2 separate regions of the Homo sapiens genome follow, and region 1 is linked to region 2. Evidence: chromatin loops called from intact Hi-C (ENCODE). Cell type or tissue: mesothelial cell of epicardium. All regions are shown on one strand.

Region 1 (4,000 bases), 510 kb before region 2:
ATGACCTTTATCTCTAGCTCTTCTTAAAGGGTCTTTTTACCTTTTATGCTTACTAAAGCCTAGTTTTTACCTGAGGACACTGTTCCCCAACAGCCTTCTCAGACAGAAAAATAAGCCCTTTTATTTTCTCTCCAATATTCCTCTCCCACCACTAGGCCTGAAAACTGGGCCTTGTCCCTCACTGCCACTTTCAGATTCTTCTACCTCTCTGTCTCTAAAAACCCCAAGTATTCAACCTCATGCCATCAGACTACAGCATGTACCACCCTCTTTGTTGACATCATTTGCCTGTCTCTAAGTCACTCTCTCTCACTCCTTAAGACTTTAGCTTCAGGCTTACCATAATTCTTTCCAGTGCTGCCAACTGCTGTAATTCTTACTGATTCCAATTTACATAAATGAGCATTTAAACACCTTGGCCATTCAGTTAATCGAATTCCTCTTCCGCAATGATCTTGTCTTCCATTCTACCTCAGCCATTCACCTCAATGATCATATCCTCCGGACTGGCATTACCAATTAACTGCAATCACTCCCTAATTTAAATTTCAAACACTCTACTGTCTGACCATCAGCTCTTTTTCTCTAGTACCCCCAACCAACACTTCGAATTGTTCAATTTCACCAAAACCTCCACTGTTCCTACTACACTCCAGAGTACCTATTTCATGTTCTCACTTCTCGCTTTTCCCAGCTTTTAAAACTCCATGCCTGTTATTACAGTCGTTCCCTTGCCCTTGCTTACTTCATAGTACTTACTTGTCAACACGGAAAGCTGCTTAAAGCCAACTTTCTGACTATTCCAGACCATACCCACACAGTTGAACGAGTTGACAGAAAAAAAACACCACCACAGAGCGTGGACTCATTTTGAATTCATGGCCGCTTACCTCAACTAGACCCTTAATACTGCCTAGATATTACACAACATTTCTCTAGTTCATACACTCTCTCATTCTGCTAGATTACTATTTCATATTTTCTTTGCTTTCTTCACCCTGTATCATCCTCTCCACCCTGAATTTCCTAGATGCTCTAACTTCCTGTTTCACTCAAAAATACAGAACCAAACACAGATTTTCCACAAGCTCTCCAACTATAACCTGTGTGCACTGTGCACATATATTCTGCCTTGCTTTCTCTTACTATGGAGAAATCATCCATATTGCCATTAAATACCCCTCATTAGGCCAGGCATGGTGGCTCATGCCTGTAATCCTAGCACATTAAAAGGCTGAGGCAGGCGGATCACGAGGTCAGGAGATTGACACTACCCTGGCTAAGATGGTGAAACCTCGTCTCTACTAAAAATACAAAAAAATTAGCCAGGCGTGGTGGCACACGACTGTAGTCCCAGCTACTCAGGAGGCTGAGGCAGGAGAATCACTTGAACCCGGGAGGTGGAGGTTGCAGTGGGCCAAGATCACTGCACTTGATCTTGCCAAGACCACTGTACTCCAGCCTGGGTGACAGAGCAAGAGTCCATCTTAAAAAAACAAAAAACAAACAAACAAAATCCCTCATTAAACTCTATCTCCTCTTGTTTACACAAGAAAATCTCTCCAGCAATTCTCTCCTCCAGTTACTGCATCATAAAATTTTCCCTCTCTACTCAATCTCGCTAATCAGCATAGAAACAAAGTATTATTTCTCTCATCTTAATCCCTCCAAATAGTGCTTCATTTCTCTGAGCTTCTTTATAGCAAAATTCACTGAAAGAGATGTCTATATGTCAGAGGTGTTTGAACCAGAGCAACTCCATCTTGAATAGGGGCTGGGTAAAATAAGGCTGAAACCTGCTGGGCTGCATTCCCAGGAGATTAAGGCATTCTAAATCACAGGATGAGATAAGAGGTCGGCACAAGACAGGGGTCTTAAAGACCTTGCTGATAAAACAGCATGCGGTAAAGAAGCCAGCCAAATCCCACCAAAACCAAGATAGTGACGGAGGTGACCTTTGGTTGTCCTTACTGCTACACTCCCTCAAGTACCATGGCAATCATGAATAATCCACCCCTTGTTTAGTATATAATCAAGAAATAACCATAAAAATGGGCAAGCCACAGCCCTTGGGGCTGCTCTGCCTATGGAGTAGGTAGCTATTCTTTATTCCTTTACTTAATAAACTTGCTTTCACTTTACTCTATGGACTCACCCCGAATTCTTTCTTGAGCAAGATCTAAGAACCCTCTCTTGGGGTCTGGATCAGGACCCCTTTCCGGTAATATATATGCAGTGCTTCCAATTCCTCACTTCTCATTCTTTCCTAAATCCACTTCAGTCAGGCCTTTGCCTCCACCACACCAACAAAAATGCTTTTGTCAAGGTCATCAATAATCTCCACTTTGCTAAACCTGTTAATACTTCCTCCTCATCTATCAGCAGCATTTAACATAGTTGATCACACCTTCCTCCTTGAAACACTTTCCACACTTGACTTCCAGAACTCTATACTCTTACGGTTTTTCTCCTATTCCCTAGCCAATCCTCTCAGGTCTCCTGTAATGGTTCCATCTCACCTCCTTAACCTCATAACACTGGAGTGCCCCTAAACTCACTCTGCCCTTGAACTTATCTTCTCTACGTACTCCTCCTCTCCTTAATGATCTCATCCAGCCTCACAGTTCTCTGATGTGAAAATACCGTCTAAAGTGTGATATTCTTACACACACACGCACGCACCTGCGCACACACACACACACACACACACACACACACACACACAACACAACACATACCACTGCTTAAAAACAAAAATGCAGGCTGGGGAAAGGGGACCGGCATCCTGTAATTGACAACAGTGCTAAAATGCAGAAAATGAAGTTACTGTTAAAATGCATAAGACATAAATTTAGAGCAAAAAACAAATATGTACGGGGCTAAGAAACAAAAGTAATTTTCTCAGGAAGACTTTCTAGATTATTCCCACTCTTCCTGGATATACGCCTCCCTCAGCACATTCATCTTTAATTCATACCTATTAAAAACTGGTTCTTTGCTAATGTTTTCAAGCAAATTTATGTTTTCTAGTTTGGTGAAATACACAGACTCAATAAATATTTGTTTACCAAGAAATCTTTCTAAACTAAAATCAGAACTCTTTTAGAGATCAGCATTTACAACATATCCACTATATTAAAAACAACAGCAATAAAAATAGTAGGCCAGATATATTCACACTAAAATAAGGAGATAATATATAGGCTCAAAGTAAAGGGATAGAGAAAAACCTACCAAGCAAATGGAAAACAAAAAAAAAAACTATGGTTTGCTATCCTAATTTCAGATGAAACAGACTTGGCCAGGCATCGTGGTTCCGCCTGTAATACCAGCACTTCCGGAGGCTGAGGCAGGTGGATCACTTGAAGCCAGGAGTTTGAGACCAGCCAGGCCAACATGGCAAAACCTTGTCTCCACTAAAAATACAAAAGTTAGCCAGGTGTGGTGGCACACGCCTGTAATCTTAGTTATTCAGGAGGCTGAGGCACGAGAATCCCTTGAACCCAGGAGGCAGAGGTTGCAGTGAGCCGAGATAGTGCCATTACACTCCAGCCTAGGCAATACAGCGAGACTCTGTCTCAAAAACAAACAAACAAACAAAACAGACTTTAAACCAACAATGATCAAATGAGACAAAGAAGGGCATTATATTATTATACCCATTATAAAATGGGTAAAGGATTCAATTCAACAAGAAGACTCAACTATCCTAAATATATATGCATCCAACACAGGAGCTCACCTAGGTTCATAAAACAAGTTCTTAGAGACCTACAAAGAGACTTAGATAACCACACAATAATAGTGAGAGACTTCAACACCCCACTGACAATATTAGATCATTGAGGCAAGAAACTAACGAAGATATTCAAGAGCTAAACTCAACACTTGATCAAACAGACTTTACATTCATCTACAGAACTCTCCACCCAAAAACAACATTCTTCTCATATGCACATGGCACATACTCTAAAATCGACAACACAATCAGCCATAAAAC
Region 2 (4,000 bases):
TGTGCTACAAGAAATGCTAAAGGGATTTCTTTAATCTGGAAGAAAAAGATGTTAATGAGCAATAAAAAATCATCTGAAGGCACAAAACTCACTAGTAATAGTTAAGTACAGAAAAATCATAATATTATAACACTTATCATGGTGTGTAAACTCATATTGTATGTAGAAAGACAAAAGATGAAGTGATAAAAAATAAGTACAATTTTTAAGACATAGTGTAATAAGATAAATAAAAACAAAAATTTAAAAGTTGGAAAAAAGTTAAAATATAGCATTTTTATTCGTTTTATTTTTGCTTGTTTGTTTATGCAATCAGTGTTTGGTTGTCATCAGTTTAAAATAATAGGTTATAGGATTATTTGCAAGCCTTATGATAACCTCAAATCTAAGAACATACAATGGATACAGAAAAAAATAAAAAGCAAGAAATTAAAACATACTACTAGAGAAAATCACCTTCACTAAAAGTAAGACAGAAAGGAAGGAAAGGAGGAAGAGAAGACTACAAAACAACCATAAAACAAATAACAGAACGGCAGTAGTAAGTTCTTACTTATCAATAATAACATTGAATATATATGGACTAAACTCTCCAAACAAAAAGACATAGAGTGGCTGAATAGATGAAAAAACAAGACCCAATGATCTCTTGCCTACAAGAAATGCACTTGATTTATAAGGACACATGTAGACTAAAAATAAGGGGATGAAAAAAGATATTCCATGCCAATGGAAACCAAAAAAGAGCAGGAGTAGCTATACTTAGACAAAATAGATTTCAGGACAAAAACTATAAAAAGAGACAGTGTTGGTCAGGAGATCGAGACCATCCTGGCTAACACGGTGAGACCCCGTCTCTACTAAAAATACAAAAAATTAGCTGGGCGTGGTGGCAGGCGCCTATAGTCCCAGCTGCTCAGGAGGCTGAGGCAGGAGAATGGTGTGAACCCGGGAGGTGGAGCTTACAGTGAGCTGAGATCGCACCACTGCACTCCAGCCTGAGCGACAGAGCAAGACTGTCTCAAAAAAAAAAAAAAAAAAAAAAAAGAGACAGTGTTATTATTATATAATGATAAAGTGGCATATTCAGCAATAGGATGTAACAATCATAAGTATTATATACACCCAACACTGGAGCACCCAAATATATAAAGCAAATATTTTTAAAGCTAAAGCAGGAGATAGACCCCACTACAATAATAGATCTTCCAGACAGAAAATCAACAAAGAAACATCAGACTTAATCTGCAGTATAGACCGAATGGACCTAATAGATACTTACAGAACATTTTATTCAACGGCTGCAGAATACACATTGTTCTCCTCAGCACATGGATCAATGTCAATGATAAACCATATGTTAGGCCACAGAACAAGTCTTAAAATATTCAAAGGCTGGGCGCGGTGGCTCACGCCTGTAATCCCAGCACTTTGGGAGGCGGAGGCGGGTGGATCACGAGGTCAGGAGATCGAGACCATCCTGGCTAACACGGTGAAACCCTGTCTCTACTAAAAATACAAAAAATTAGCCGGGTGTGGTGGCGGGCTCCTGTAGTCCCAGCTACTTGGGAGGCTGAGGCAGGAGAATGGCGTGAACCCGGGAGGTGGAGCTTGCAGTGAGCGGAGATTGCGCCACTGCACTCTAGCCTGGGGGACAGAGCAAAACTCTGTCTCGGGGGAAAAAAAAATTCAAAAAATTGAACTAATATCAAGTGTCTTCTCTGACTACATGGAATAAAACTAGAAATCAGTAACAAGACTAATTTTGAAAACTATATAAACACATGGAATATAATATGTTCCTGAATGACCAGTGGGTCAGTGAAGAGATTGAGAAGAAAACTGAAAATTTTCTTCAAAGAAATGAAAATGGAAACATGACATACTCAAAACTATGAGATATAGTGAAAGCAGTACTAAGAGGCAAGTTTATAGCTGTAAATGGTTACATCAAAAGGAAGAAAAACTTTAATAACCTAATGATTCATCTTAACGAACTAGAAAAGCAAGAGCAAACAAAACCCAAAGTTAGTAGAAGAAAAATAATAATAGGTCAGAGCGGAAATAAATGAAATGGGAACAAAGCAATACAAAGGATTAGCAAACAAAAAGTTGGTTTTCTGAAAAGATAAACAAAATAGACAAACCTTTAGTTTAACTAAGAAAGAGAGACAACCCAAATAAATACAATCAGAGCTGAAAAGGGATACATTACAACTGATACTGCAGAAATTCAAAGGATCATTATGGCCACTATGAGCAAATATATGCGAATAAATTGGAAATCCTAGAAGAAATGAACAAATTCCTAGATACATACAACCCACCAAGATTGAACCAAGAAGATGTACCACTTGAATAGTCAAATAACAAGTCATGAGATTGAAGCTGTAATTTAAACAAATCTCCCAGCAAAGAAAATTCTGGGACCCAAAGGCTTCACTGCTGAATAATACCAAACATTTAAAGAAGAAGTAATACTAATCCCACCAAACTATTCCAAAAAAATAGATAAGGGAATACTTTTGAACTCATTATATGAAGCTCATATTACCCTGTATTGAAACCAAACAAAGATACATCAAAAAAAGAAAACTACAAGCCAATATCCCTGATGAACATTGATGCAAAAATCCTCAACAAGATACCAGCAAACTGAATTCAGCAACTAAAAAGATCACCAGTTAAAAAGACCATTAATCATGACCAAGGGAGATTTATCCCAGGGATGCAAAGATGGTTCAACATACACAAAACAATCAATGTGATACAGCATATAACAGAATGAAGGACAAAAACCATGTGATCATTTCAACTGATACTGAGAAAGCGTTTGATTAAATTCAACATCCATTAATGATAAAAAGCCTCAAAAACTGGGTATATAAGGACTGTACCACAAAGTAATAAAAGCTATGACAGACCCGCAGCTAATATTATACTGACTGAGGGAAAACTGAAAGACTTTCTGCTAAGATCTGGAACATGACAAGGATGCCCACGTTTACCACTGTAATTCAACTGGAAGTCCGCGGTAGAGTAGTCAGACATGGGAAAGAAATAAATGACATCCAAATTGTAAAGGAAACAGTAAAATTATCCTTGTTTCCAGATGATGTGATCTTATATTTGGAAAAACCTAAAGACTTGACCAAAAACCTATTAGAACTGATAAACAAATTCAATCAAGTTGCAGGATACAAACTCAACATACCAAAATCAGTAGTATTTCTATATGCCAACAGTGAACAAGCTGAAAAAGAAAAAAAGAAAGTAGTACCATTTACAGTACTACAAAAAAATACACAGGAATTAACTTAACCAAAGAAGTGAAAAATCACTACAGATATGGTCTGGCTCTGTGTGCTCACCCACATCTCACCTTGAATTGTAATCCCCATAATTCCCACATGTCAAGGGCAGGACCAGGTGGAGGTAATTGGATGATGGGGGTGGTTTCCCCTACACTGTTTTTGTGATAGTGAGTGAGTCTCACAAGATCTGATGGTTTTATAAGCGCCTGGCATTTCCCCTGCTTGTACTTACTCCGTCCTGCTTCCCTGTAAAGAAGGTGCCTGCTTATCCTTTGTCTTCCACCATGATTGTAAGTTTTCTGAGGCCTCCCCAGCAATGTGGAACTGTGAGTCAATTAAACCTCTTTCCTTTATAAATTACCCAGTTGGGGGTATTTCTTCATAGCAGTGTGAGAATGGACTAATACAGCTACAAAGAAAAGTATAAAACATTGATGCAAGAAATTGAAGACGACACACACACAAAATAGAAAGATATTCATTTTAATAGACTAGAAGAATCAAAATTGTTAAAATGTTCATACAACTCACATTACTTGACTTCAAATTATTCTACAGAGCTATAGTAACCAAAACAGCGTGGTACTGGCATAAAAACAGACACATAGACCAATGGAATAGAATTGAGGACCAAAAAACAAATGCATACATCTACAGAGCAATCATTTTTGATAAAGGTGCCAAAA

What was found. Hi-C counts contacts between places; a loop is a spot of excess contacts. Peaks named below come from ENCODE experiments on the same cell type or tissue, not always from the same donor. Only the 100,000 strongest peaks of a DNase experiment are listed, where the experiment ranks them.
Region 1: a loop joins it to region 2, with 18 times the contacts of the local background. A loop is called at or near these places in 1 of 110 quality-filtered maps.

Annotation. Positions count from the first base shown.
Region 1 is chr11:95,902,645-95,906,644 of GRCh38, forward strand. The region is part of intron 1 of MTMR2 (myotubularin related protein 2); the gene reads right to left. Among named protein-coding and RNA genes, the nearest start is that of MTMR2, 19 kb to the right of the region's middle. In mesothelial cell of epicardium, no CTCF peak of the experiment used is centred here; a DNase peak (open chromatin) is centred at 1,834.
Region 2 is chr11:96,415,542-96,419,541 of GRCh38, forward strand. No RefSeq gene overlaps it. Among named protein-coding and RNA genes, the nearest start is that of JRKL, 28 kb to the left of the region's middle. In mesothelial cell of epicardium, no CTCF peak of the experiment used is centred here; no DNase peak of the experiment used is centred here.